Linked DNA regions of Mus musculus: region 2 is linked to region 1. Evidence: chromatin loops called from intact Hi-C (ENCODE). Cell type or tissue: heart. All regions are shown on one strand. Each heading gives the region's core, and the rest is flanking DNA. Links, peaks and the distances in the headings are about the cores only.

Region 1 (6,054 bases), core at 616-5,615:
CGTGTCCCATGCCCTGGCTCCCACCTCCTTGTCAACTCACTGCCTGCGCCGTCATCTTCCGTTCACCCCGTGAGTCCTCTGTGTCATCCCGCCTATACACATCTGCTGCTGCTTGCAGGGCCGGCTGCCTGTGAAGTGGATGGCCCCTGAGGCGTTGTTTGACCGGATCTACACACACCAGAGCGATGTGTGAGTTTGAAATACACAGTTGCCTGGGATATGCAGGAGAAAGAATTCTAAGGGCCCTGCATGCTAAACTGGTGGGAATCTTATTCCATCACTGGGGCAGGGGTAGCATTGTCTTGTCCCATGAACAGTGTGCTTCCGGCTTCCTTGCATAGTATAGTCTCTTGCTGCCCTCTTGTCTCCTGTGCTCTGCCCCCCTGAACTTAAGGTCCCTGAAGAGGTGAGAAAGGTTCAAGATGCACACCTACTACTCTTAACTTCTTGAGGACTTGGGAAGGAACTCCTAGGGCAGCCTGACTCTGTGCTAAGCCACCGTGGAACCGTGTTCCCCTGTAGGTGGTCTTTTGGAGTGCTCTTGTGGGAGATCTTCACTCTGGGTGGCTCCCCATACCCCGGTGTGCCTGTGGAGGAACTTTTCAAGCTGCTGAAGGAGGGTCATCGAATGGACAAGCCCAGTAACTGTACCAATGAGCTGTAAGCATAGGCTAGAGGGGAAGGATGGGGGGTTAGTAGTCGGCACTGTTTGGATCCACCACTGGCAAGCTGGGTTGGATGTTGGGACAGCTTCCTCAGGTGATGGTGGCTTATTCGAGGTTCCTGAGGTCTCAAGCCTGGCTCTGAAGGAAGCAGGAGCATGGTGGGCAGGGGTTGAAAGGTCTCTTTGGGAGAAGTGGCCTCCCTGTCCATCCCTCCCCAAGCCCTCTGGTCCAGCTCTGCCCTGGTCCTTCCTCTCTCTCTAACCTCACCATCCTGCTTCAGGTACATGATGATGCGGGACTGCTGGCATGCAGTGCCCTCTCAGAGACCTACGTTCAAGCAGTTGGTGGAAGACCTGGACCGCATTGTGGCCTTGACCTCCAACCAGGTAGGGCTGTCCCCCGGGGTTGGAACTTGGGCCTCTGTCACATAGGCTCCTGGGAAGGTTTGGGTGCCACCCACCGATCCCTTTCTGTCACAGGAGTATCTGGACCTGTCCATACCGCTGGACCAGTACTCACCCAGCTTTCCCGACACACGGAGCTCCACCTGCTCCTCAGGGGAGGACTCTGTCTTCTCTCATGAGCCGTTACCTGAGGAGCCCTGTCTGCCTCGACACCCCACCCAGCTTGCCAACAGTGGACTCAAACGGCGCTGACTACCAACCCTGTCCCCAGTTTTCTCCCATTCCGTCGTCACCCGTGCCCCTCACCCACAATCCCCTTGTTGGACACACTGCCTTTCTCCTCCTCCTTTGCCGCTGGCAAGAGCCAGTGCCTGACTGAGGCCTTCCTGTGTTGTGGCCTTCCCCCTCCATCACCCCCAAGACCCCTCTTCTCCCTCTTCTTAGCCTGCTGTGTGAGAGAGGAGCCAAGAGGCAGGTGCTTGCCGACGGCCGCATCCTCCTTCCCAGGTGTTGGACCAAGACCCGCCCCGCTGCCTGGCACTGCTTGGAGGTGTGCAGAGCGGAAGCAAGTGGAGCATCCGGGGCATTCCTGTTGACCCATCAGCCCCTTCTGTTCTGGCGGCAGGGGCCTTGGGGCTCCTGGAAGCCGTGAGGTTTCTGTTTAGGCCTTAACCGAAGGCAACCTCTGCTCCAGATGGATGGTACCAGTAGCTTCTTAATTCCAATACTAATTTGCTTTGCTGACCAAATACCTGCCTGGTACCAGAAGACAGGGAGGCAGAGACTGGGAGCCGTGATGTGCCCTTGGGCTGAGCCCTAGACTTGGGGCTCTGTACATAGCTATGAAGAAAAACACAAAGTGTATAAATCTTGAGTATATATTTACATGTCTTTTTAAAAAGGGTCGTTACTAGAGATTTACCCATGGGGGAGACGCCCAGGGTAGCATCCGTTGCTATATATTAAAAACAAACGAACAGAAAGAAAAAAAAAAGGAAAATGTTTTTTAAAAGGTCATATATTTTTTTGCTACTTTTGCTGTTTTATTTTTTTAAATTATGTTTTAAACCTATTTTCAGTTTAGGTTTCCCTCAATAAAAAATTGCTGCTGCTTCATTTTTATCCTGGGCGTGTGAAAAGAGAGCAGGTGTCCAGCGCAGAGGAGGGAGACAGGGGGTAAAGGGCCATGAGCTGGTCTTCCCCCTGCCCCCCATGACCTCTGTCTCCTGGATTGTGCCCCAGACCTCCCAGCCAAGCCTTCTATCTCCCGATGCATTGGGAACAGCAGGAGAAGACTGAGGTCCTGAGGGCAGAGAGCCAAGCTCGCACACTTGATTGTTTCCTCGGAGGAGAGAGTGAGAGGATGAGGTTAGCCAGAGGGTAGAACTGGACAGAAACCCAAACCCTAGACCCTGTACATTCAGATGTCTTGTCTATCTTCCCCAACCTACTCCTCATATTCCTCTCCTGTAAATATCCTCCCCTTCCCTGTTGGTCTCTGTTACCCAGTTGGGTCTGTCCCTGAGCTTGGCTTCCTATAGTTTTTCCTTCACAAACTCCACCCATCCCTCAGGAAACAGAAAACGATCTCTTTGGTTGGGGTCAACTTGGCAACTCAATTCTGCCACCTGCTGGTTGCTTTGGTACCTTGGTCTCTTATTCAAACCCACACCACTCAAGCCTTAGAGGGTTTGTTTTTGTTTTTTGTTTGTTTGTTTGGTTGGTTGGTTGGTCTTTTTTTTCTGGGTCTGCTGAATACAAACCTGTTCAGTATGATTTCATCTGTAGGGGTTAGGGCTGCTTCTTTAAATGCAGTTTTGGCAGCTGTGGTTTGGGTCATTGTCATAAGAGTTCTTATCGTTGTTTCTCTCTGTACACATGTAACTGTCAAAATATTATGAATGGTTTTTATGCTGAAAGAAGACATCATTTGGCAAAGAGGGCTAGGGAATGAATTTAGCACAAACTCATTTTCTTGGAGACCGTGTATCATAGTGGTTTTTTTTTTTTTTCTTTCTCTTGTTAAAACTGAACATTATTTCTGCCTCAGGTCTACTTGACTCACTGCTGTGTGGATGGAAGGAGAACACAGAAAGGGCTTAGTGTGACTCAAGGAGAGGAGCTAGGAACTGGAAGGAACTGAAGTCCCCTCTGTTACTATTCAGATTGCCCGCAGACGGCCCCTGGGACAGGGGTGGCTATCAAATAGAAAGTAGTGACATTGACATGAAGGGAAATGAAATGGCTATTTCACTTAGAGGACCAGATTAGGTCTCGTGGGAGGGGGAACCCAGCTTACAGAATGAAGATGTTACTGTCAGAGCACAGCATCTGTCTGGTTTCCTGGGGGTTAAAATATGGCCCAGGCATCAATCAATACTGCTTCCCCATCTTTTCTAATTGCCATAGGCTAAAGGCCATCAGTCCCCTGGCTCTGTTAATGTAATGTATCGATTTCAGGTAAGTAAGATTGAACATAGATGAAGTAAGAAATCGGCCTTAATGGTAATGAACTCTGTTTATCAACTGCCACTGGGTGGAGCCAGCAAGCTAAAATATCCTCCTACACACAGACAGTGTTAGGTTATACTGTCAGAGCCACTGTCCTCTGAAGTAACAGACCTACCTGCAAGCGGGAACTTTTGGCCTGGATATAGCATTGTCAGACTCTGGACATGACCAATATGTCTTGTACAGAATTGGACATGGCACAAGTGCAGGGCCATACTATTAAGTAGCAGCAACAACTATTACAATTCTGTGTAGAATGTGTGCTGTGTCTAATGTCGCTACAGGCGCATGTTAGAGCTTAAAACTGTACCCAATGAGCTTGTTAGCAGCTGTTAGCAGCTGGTAGAGCTTGGTTCCACCACATATGCAGGAAATAGCTGGGAGGGAGAATGGAGGGCTTTGAAGCAACATGGCATGTAGAAACCAAGAAGGGAGTAGACCAGCAAGAACCCTGAAGTTGGCTGGTCCTGGTAGTGAATGCCTGTAATCCCAGACTCAGAAGGCAGAGACCGGTAGATCTTGAGTTCAGGGACAACTTGGTCTACATCGTGAGTTCAGGGCCTGCTGAAGATGCACAGTGAGACTCTTGTCTAAAAGGAAATTAAACGAACCAGAACACACTGAAGTTATGAAGGACTCTGGAACTGGTTCCCTCTTGTTTGACACACAGCAGCATTCAGAATCTTTACTGCCTGCTGGGTACGTGCATGTCCTGGTGCACAGAAGCAATGCATTCAATTGCCGTGCTGTCGGAGGTTCCAGTGGTGTGCTGAAACTGGCTCTCTAAAGGAAAGTATGTGTGTCAGCCTGGGGTTATGGCCTAGTAACCCAAATTTTGAAAACAAAAGGTGATGGTCTTTAATCCTGAACTCAGGGGGCAGAAGCCAGTGGATCTCTTAAATTCAAGGCCAGCCTGGTCTATATATTGAGTTCTAGGTCAACCAAGATTGCATGGTGATACCCTGTCTCCAAAAAAGTAAAATGGGGGATGGGAGTGGGGTGGGTCGGGGCACAGGTGGAGTCCTCAATGGCCAGACTCCATGACTTAACTACTTCCATTTGCTCATTGAGAAGGCCAGAAGGAATCCACGTGCATCAGGGAGATGAGAGGATTAAGCCAGTTAAGTAGCTAATCCCTTTCCCATATTACACATCTATAGTATGCACTAAGTTTAAAAACCCACCACTTCCAGACGGAAGTTGTATTGTGAGATACCTTAGATTAGAGCAATGGCAGCTTCCCAGAGTGGTGTATGAACACAGCCTACAGAAGTCAGTTGATTAGCACACTGGGTGGGACTGGTCCTCCATGACTAGGGAGCATTTTGAGGAGGTACATGCTCTGGGCTGGGGTGTAGTCCAGTTGCTTGAATGATGATTAAGGAGTTCATTGGCTATGTGGTAGTGGCACACACCTATAATCCCAGCACTCCTGAGTTCAAGGCCTGGGAAGTGGGTGGAGATGTCTGTGTCTTGTTTGTTTCGAGATAGGGTCTCACTGTGTAGCTCTGGCTGTCCTGGAACTCACTCTGTAGACCAGCCTGGACTCCCAACTCACAAAGAGCCACCGGCCTCTCCTTCCAGAGTGCTTGAATTAAAGGTACGTGCCACCACGGTCTGGCATATAAGTGTTTTGTTTATATATGTGTGTGTGTGTGTGTGCACCATGAATGGTACCTGTGAAGTTCAGAAGAGGTTGCTGGATTCTGTAGAACTGGAGTTAGAAATTGGTCGTGGCGACCATGTGGGTGCTGGGAACCAGACACTGACCCTCTGCAGGATTTAGTGGTCTTCTGACGGGACAGTCCCTCCAGCATCACTATCTGTTTAACTTCTCTAAGAAGTTGTGCTTTCCTGGGAAGCACGTCCGTCCTGGTCCTCGGGCACGGTACTGTTCTACTGAGGAGTCCCTCTACAAAGGCCGGCCAGGTGCTCTTAAAGGTGGTTTGGGGAGTCTCCATGTTCTGGCTAACAATTCCAAGCCACAGGAGGCAGAGAGAGGTATTTAAGGTGCCAAGCTGACTCCATTGTGAAATATATTTCCTCTTAAAAGGTCCACATCCAATTGGGCCTGGTAACATAAAGTCTACATAATCCTAGCTACTTGGGAGATGCGGTGAGGGAGGCTGAAAATTCAAGGCTAGCCTGGGCAATTCCGATCTTACCTTGCCATTTACAAAAGTGAAAGAAAGGGCAGGGGAATACATACAGCTCAATGCCAGTGCTTGCCTAGAAACCACAGCCCCACCCCCACCCCTGCTCAGTCCCCTCCCCAAGTTCACACAAACAGGAAGCCATTCGAACACAACTTGGTGGGAGTGTCTTTATGCAACGTTTAGTAAGATGACAAAATTATACAGTAGAGATGGACTGTAATTAAGCTTCTCTAAATGGCCTGAACTTGGTGTCACTGCTTGCATCTCTGGGATGGTCACAAGGCCTCCAACGACTTAATGGCTGATCCTTTATCTCAA
Region 2 (6,054 bases), core at 614-5,613, 220 kb before region 1:
CTACCTGCAAGGCTCAGGAATGACTGTAGAAGAGGCAGATGGAAAGACTGTAAAATCCAGTAGTAGAATTCTGCAGCGAAACAGTATTTGATGGGGCAACATCATCACATATACACAAACCCCCAGTGGCTGTGATTGCTTGCATAAAACCTGTACAAGACCAAACCAGTCAAAATCCCAGCATGAATTTCTGAGAGCCTAATGAAGTTCTACCACTAGCTAAGGTGCTATTGGTTATCGGTGGATGCTGGGAGGGAGAGTCAGCTGATCTTTTGTTCTGTGTTTTGTTGTTGTTTCTGGGATTTAGCCCCTGAAAGCCCCTATGGCAGCACTTTGTTCTACATCCAAATTACATGAAGTGTACTTAGTGGGTTTAGAAAAAGAGAGAGAGAGAGAGAGAGAGAGAGAGAGAGAGAGAGAGAGAGAGCCTATGAAGTTTGGAAAGGGTGGCGATGGTGGACAGGGGAGAAATTAGAAAAGGGCAAGAGATGGATTTGATCAAGATGTATTTATATACATGTGTGAAATTCTTAAATAATGAAAGACTATTACACATACAGAGAGAGAGAGAGAGAGAGAGAGAGAGAGCACTTAGAAAGCATTGTGGAAGGAACAAAAAGAATGTAAGAGCCAGAAGATGGGGAGACATATAGCAAAAAAAGACATCCTTAGGACATGGCATAGCTATTGCACTGGTGAAGTCATTACAGCTGTGGCTATCTGCACAAGACTTGTATGAAATTGGGCCCATCAACATTTCAACAAGAATGAGGGAGGGGCCCATAAGGCCTGGGAAGGAAGTACCATTCTCATCTCATCGGTGGTGTGGCCACAGATACGTTGCCCTTGTTCCATTGAATAACCTTCCACCCACACTTGGGCAAGTACTAATTAAACTCGGAGGGCCACACACAGAACTAAGGAAGACACAAGGATAGGAGGAGGGTTTACTGAGCAGTTTGCCAGCTGAAGTGGGGAGAGGATGAAGGAGGAGTGTGTGTCAGGGGGAGGATGACTAAAATTCACTATCTAAAAGAATGAAGCTGTCAATTAAAAAATAAAGAAATAAGAGGGAAGTGTTCAGGAGATGGCTCAGTTGGTAAAGCGTAAGGACCCAGTCTAAACCCAGAACCCAGGTAACAGTGAGAGGGGTGGCATGCACTTGTAATTCCTGCACTAGCAAGAAGGCTCACCCACCCACTAACCTACAAAGTCAATAGTGCCAGGCCAATGCCAAGTCCTGTCCTCAAAAATACAATGTAGATAGCACCTGAAAAATGGCACCAGACCTCTGGCCTACCTCTCTTTGCTTCCTGTTTATGATTTGAGATGCGAGCCTGAAGCAGCTGCTTTAGATACCACGCATGTCCCCCTGCCATGCTTCCCCACTGTAATGGTGACACTCTTGTCCCTATGAAACCATAGGGTGCAATTAAACCCTTCCATCTGTAAGGTGCCTTGGCCATGGTGTTTTATCAAAGCAAAATAGAAAAGTAACCAAGACAGGAGAAGGCAAAGGAATAAGGAGTCACATGAGGGAATCCATACTTTTTGACAAAAAAAAAAAAAAAAAGGGTTGAATAAGTACATTTTCAGTGACAGTCACCAAAGGTAGGCAAGGTAGAAATCATAGGCAGGGAAGTCCCGGAATTGTGAACAGTGTCGTTTGATAGAAAGGCTTTTAGAGAAAAGAGAAAAAAAAAACCTACTAAGGCTTCAAGCTTCCCTGCTTTGACTCTATTGCTGGGATGGAGCCTTCTAAAAGATATTCCCACATTGCATACAGACCACAAACCTGACTCAGGATGGGCAATGTCACTGTGGTTCCACAGGCCATGGGAGACGTGCTCAGTAGCTCTCCATGACAGTTCTTCCCAGAAGAAAAGCCCCACCTTAATATGTAGAGCAGACATCTTGAGAAGGGAAACACAGGATCTTCTCTTTCACTCAGCCACACACCTGGTGAGATGGTGGTGGATCATAATAAAACACCTGGCAGAGCAAAAACTACCCACTTAGTGGCCAAGAAGCAACAGAAGAGAAGGAGGAAGGGGCCACCTTTGATGGAATACCCTCACTGACCTGAAGACCTCCACCTGGGCCCTGCCCTTTAGAGGTTTGATGGTATTCTAATATAGCCCCTGCGGTCAGTCATCTATTATGTGGGGTTTTAAGGGGACACTTAGGATTCGAACTGTGCCCCTTACATTCAAGGTAACTCATCTTAATTTTTTTAAAGATGTATTTATTTTATTTACATGAATATACTGTAGCTGTCTTCAGACACACCAGAAGAAGGCATCGGATCCCATTATAGGTGGTTGTGAGCCACCATGTGGCTGCTGGGAATTGAACTCAGGAAGAGCAGTCAGTGCTCTTAACCTCTGAGCTTTCGTTTTTGAAATCTTAAACTCTCCCAGTTTTACAGCAAAATTCTCTCCCTCTTTGTTCCTGTCAGCTTCTATATTCCCTCCAGAATGGCACTCTACGAAGAGTTTTCTCTTGGGCAGGTTTCTCATACGCAGGCTTTGTCTACGCCAGGGTCTGTAAAATCCTGTCTGCTCCCAGAGTAAAGTTGGGTAGGATATGAGGCCGAACCCACGTTGCCACCTCCACCAATCTGTCACACTTGGAAACCCACCACCTCCTGAGGTCTGGCCTCTGACTTCTAGTCAGCTGATCTCTAAATCCTGCTGAGACACATACTGTGCCCCACCTGATAATCCTGATCTATGGCCACCGCTTCAGGTGATGAATCTTCCTTGGATTAATCCTGATTTTTCCCCCCTACTCTCCTTTCAGGTTTAACCTATCCTTTGTAAGGATGACAAACGACCTAGGCATGTTTTCTTTTTCTCCTTGGCCTTGTCTTCAGCAGAGAAATTTTCCCCAGAAATAGACCCGTGGAACGTTCACCTCCGTCTTCCCACTTGCCTCCGCTAAGCACCCTCTAAATCAGACCCGAGGCTCCAGAGGGAGCAATATCCTTTCCTTCGCAGCTGGTCTGAGTTTTGTCGTCTGGGAGACTGGGCTTAGAACAGCTTGAAGTTAGAAGGGAGGCGAATGAAGCTTTAAATCTCCTGCACTTAACAACTCCGCTGCAGCCTCAGAGGTAACCGCACTCCCCTTGCCGGCTTCCTCTCCGCTCTCTGTATCTGTGCGATGATCTGTGCTCACAGAGCCTGACTCCAGGCTCTGTCTGCCCTGGCGTGGTAGCACTGAAAGAGGGAAGGCTGGGAAAGAAAAAAAAAATTTAATAGAACCAACACATAAAAATAACAGGCTCTCTGAAGCGCACATGAAGAAATAATTAAACAGATTAAAGCCGGGAGGAGGAAGAGGGGATGGGGAACAGGCGGGCTGTGACTGCCCTCTGCTTTCCCTTCCAGGGGCGGCCTGTAGCTTGGTGGGGGTGGAGGGGGGACCTTGCTGCTTTTTCCTTCCTCCTTGTGGGCTGCGTTCATAGGCGAGTACTGCAAAGTCGCTGAGCAACTTTAAAGGAGGACACATTTCTTTGTGTCCCCCAAGGACCCGAATGGTGCGGCCCTCCCATGAGGAAAGGAATTTAATATTTTGGGAGAAGGTCGGGATGGGCTTCGATGTGCCAGGTACAACGTTGGAGAGCTCTCATTCTGGCAGGTGATGGGTTGGGTGCGTTCCAAACCTAGGAAATGAGTGAGATCTTCCTCTGGCTCAGGAGAACTACTGCCCTCAGTGCTTCTGATAGATGCTTAAGCCAAAACACAGACTTCCACACTCCTTCCTTTCCTTCCCCATCAATCTGAGATGCTCTTGCTATGATGGTGAAAGAGGGAAGAAGGCTGGTACATGGGGGTAATTTAAAGATTTTTAAAAATATATATCTGGGTCAGCAAGCTTCCAGTGAGAACTGAGGACTTGGCTGGTTCCCGACTTTGTCTGCCCATGCCATTCTTTTGAGTTCCAGCTAAGTTCCTCTCAGGGGGAACCATGTTTGAATGCTGTTGCTGTTCATCTATATATAGTCAGTTCTGCTTCCAGATTCCTAACAGTGTGAGGATAGATACATTGTACAATGCAAGGACACAATGTAAGGATACATTATACAATGTAAGGATACAGTGTAAGGATAGATACATTGTACAATGCAAGGATACAATGTAAGGGTAGATACATTGTACAATGCAAGGGTACAATATAAGGGTAGATACATTATACAGTGCAAGGATACAATGTAAGGGTAGATACATTATACAATGTAAGGATACAAAGTAAGGATAGATACCTTGTACAATGTAAGGATACAATGTAAGGATAGGGAAGGTTCAAATGCAGGTACCTTGCCCAGAAGGTAGATGTGGCTGAACACCTCAGAGCCTTGGCCAGCTTTGAGGACATAAAGCATAGGGACAAGCAGACTGGATTCATTACCCTATCTCTACCTAATTATACTGCTAGGGCATGGTCCCTGGACAAGGTATGTTCACATCTTCCTTCATTTCTCTCAGTAATGCTTTATTTATTTATCTATTTATTTATTTATTTATTTAATTTAGTGGGTGGGTGTATGGAGGTCAGAGAAAACAGCTTGTAAGAGTCACTTCTCTCTTACCATAAAGGTCCCAGAAATTGGGCTGAGGTCATCAGACTTGGCAGGAGGTACCTTTATCTGCTGAGCCACCTTATTAGGTTTACTCTTGGATGTAAGTCTGTCTTATTTGGGGTTACTATTGCTGTGATGAAACACCATAACCTCTTGGGGAAGAAAGGGTTTGTTTCACTCACAGTTCCACACAACAGTTCATTATTAAAAGCAATGAGGACAGGAACTCAAGCAGGGCAGGAACCAGGAGGTAGGAGCTGATGCAGAGGCCATGGAGAGATGTTGGCTTGCTTCCAATCACTTTCTCAGCCTGTTTTCTTACGGGACTACCAGCCCAGAAATGGCCCCACCCACAATAGACTGAACCCTCCCACATCAATCATTAATTGAGAAAATGTCCTATAGGCTTACCTATAGCCTGGTCTTATTATGAAGGCATTTTCTCAATTGAGGCTCCTTCCTTTCTGATGACTCTAGCTTGTGTCAAATTGACATAAAACTGGCCACTACACTCTGTTAGACTTTTTCTCTAAATAACTGGGCTCTGTGGGGAGTGGGGGAGGGAGGAAGAGAGATGGAGAGGAGGAAATGGGGGGGAGAGAGAGGGAGAGAGAGAGAGTCAGTCCAGGGCCTAGCATAAGTGAGACAAGCACACTCACAGTAGGCTACATCCCCAGCCCTTGAAATCTGTTTTTTGTTTTGTTTTGTTTTGTTTTGTTTTGTTTTGTTTTGTTTTGTTTTATCCCCTTGTCTCACCATCAATAGTACAGTTGCTTTTTGTTTGTTTGTTTGGTTTGGTTTTGGGTTTTGGGCTTTTTGGGGTTTTTTGTTTTTTGTTTTTTTTTTCAGTTTTGTTTTTTGTTTTAATGCTAGTGGCCTGTAGCTGGTCTTTGGCTACTATGTGGGTTATTCTTTCTTCTGCCTTTCTTCACCTCTTTTTCTTCCACCCCTTTAATTCCTTAATATTAGATAGGAGAGAAGAGGTATAAAGAGGAAAAAAATAGTTCTGAATAAAGTAAAGCAGAAAGGTGGTAAGACTACTTCCTGTTACTTAGTTCCTTGGAGCAAGTTTGATCTTCAAAGTCGGGATATCTAATGTCTTCTTCTCATTTCTTCCACATGACTACTTAACTTTGACCCATAGCAACCAACAACCAAACCACAATCCATCAACCTCCTGGGGACCCTAACATTTGTATCTTCTGAAAGGTCCCCAGAATTCCAAACATCATACAATCATAGAAACTATCTGCAGCTGGCAAAATCGCACCCCGCCAGAGCATGAGGCAAATCACAGTCACCTACTGGGGACAATCTGAAGCAGCCCTGTATCCCACACCTGGGATTAAGATGGAAACATTTTCTTACAATATTTCTGTGTTTTTGTAAAGAAACCAAAATTCTATAATTCTCACTACAGGGGTCAAGTCCAGGAACTGGGCATACAGTATAAGCACTCAGTCACTGAGCTA

The links. Hi-C counts contacts between places; a loop is a spot of excess contacts. Peaks named below come from ENCODE experiments on the same cell type or tissue, not always from the same donor. Only the 100,000 strongest peaks of a DNase experiment are listed, where the experiment ranks them.
Region 2: it touches region 1 in a loop (2.3-fold over the local background); 2 of 42 quality-filtered maps call a loop at or near these places.

Annotation. Positions count from the first base shown.
Region 1 is chr8:25,572,601-25,578,654 of GRCm38, forward strand. It overlaps Fgfr1 (fibroblast growth factor receptor 1), which reads left to right. Exons shown (of 18, transcript NM_010206.3): 15 at 119-189; 16 at 523-660; 17 at 946-1,051; 18 at 1,145-3,118. The coding sequence ends at 1,321. It overlaps Letm2 (leucine zipper-EF-hand containing transmembrane protein 2), which reads right to left. Exons shown (of 11, transcript NM_001364069.1): 11 at 5,890-6,054. Among named protein-coding and RNA genes, the nearest start is that of Gm16159, 20 kb to the left of the region's middle. In heart, for the core only: CTCF peaks have their summits at 2,708 (motif pointing left) and 3,588 (motif pointing right); DNase peaks (open chromatin) are centred at 1,051 and 2,701.
Region 2 is chr8:25,350,955-25,357,008 of GRCm38, forward strand. Gm39146 (a long non-coding RNA gene) reads right to left here. Exons shown (of 4, transcript XR_870260.2): 4 at 2,867-3,233. Among named protein-coding and RNA genes, the nearest start is that of Gm39146, 36 kb to the right of the region's middle. In heart, for the core only: no CTCF peak of the experiment used is centred there; a DNase peak (open chromatin) is centred at 3,387; H3K4me3 peaks cover 993 bases; H3K27me3 peaks cover 2,433 bases.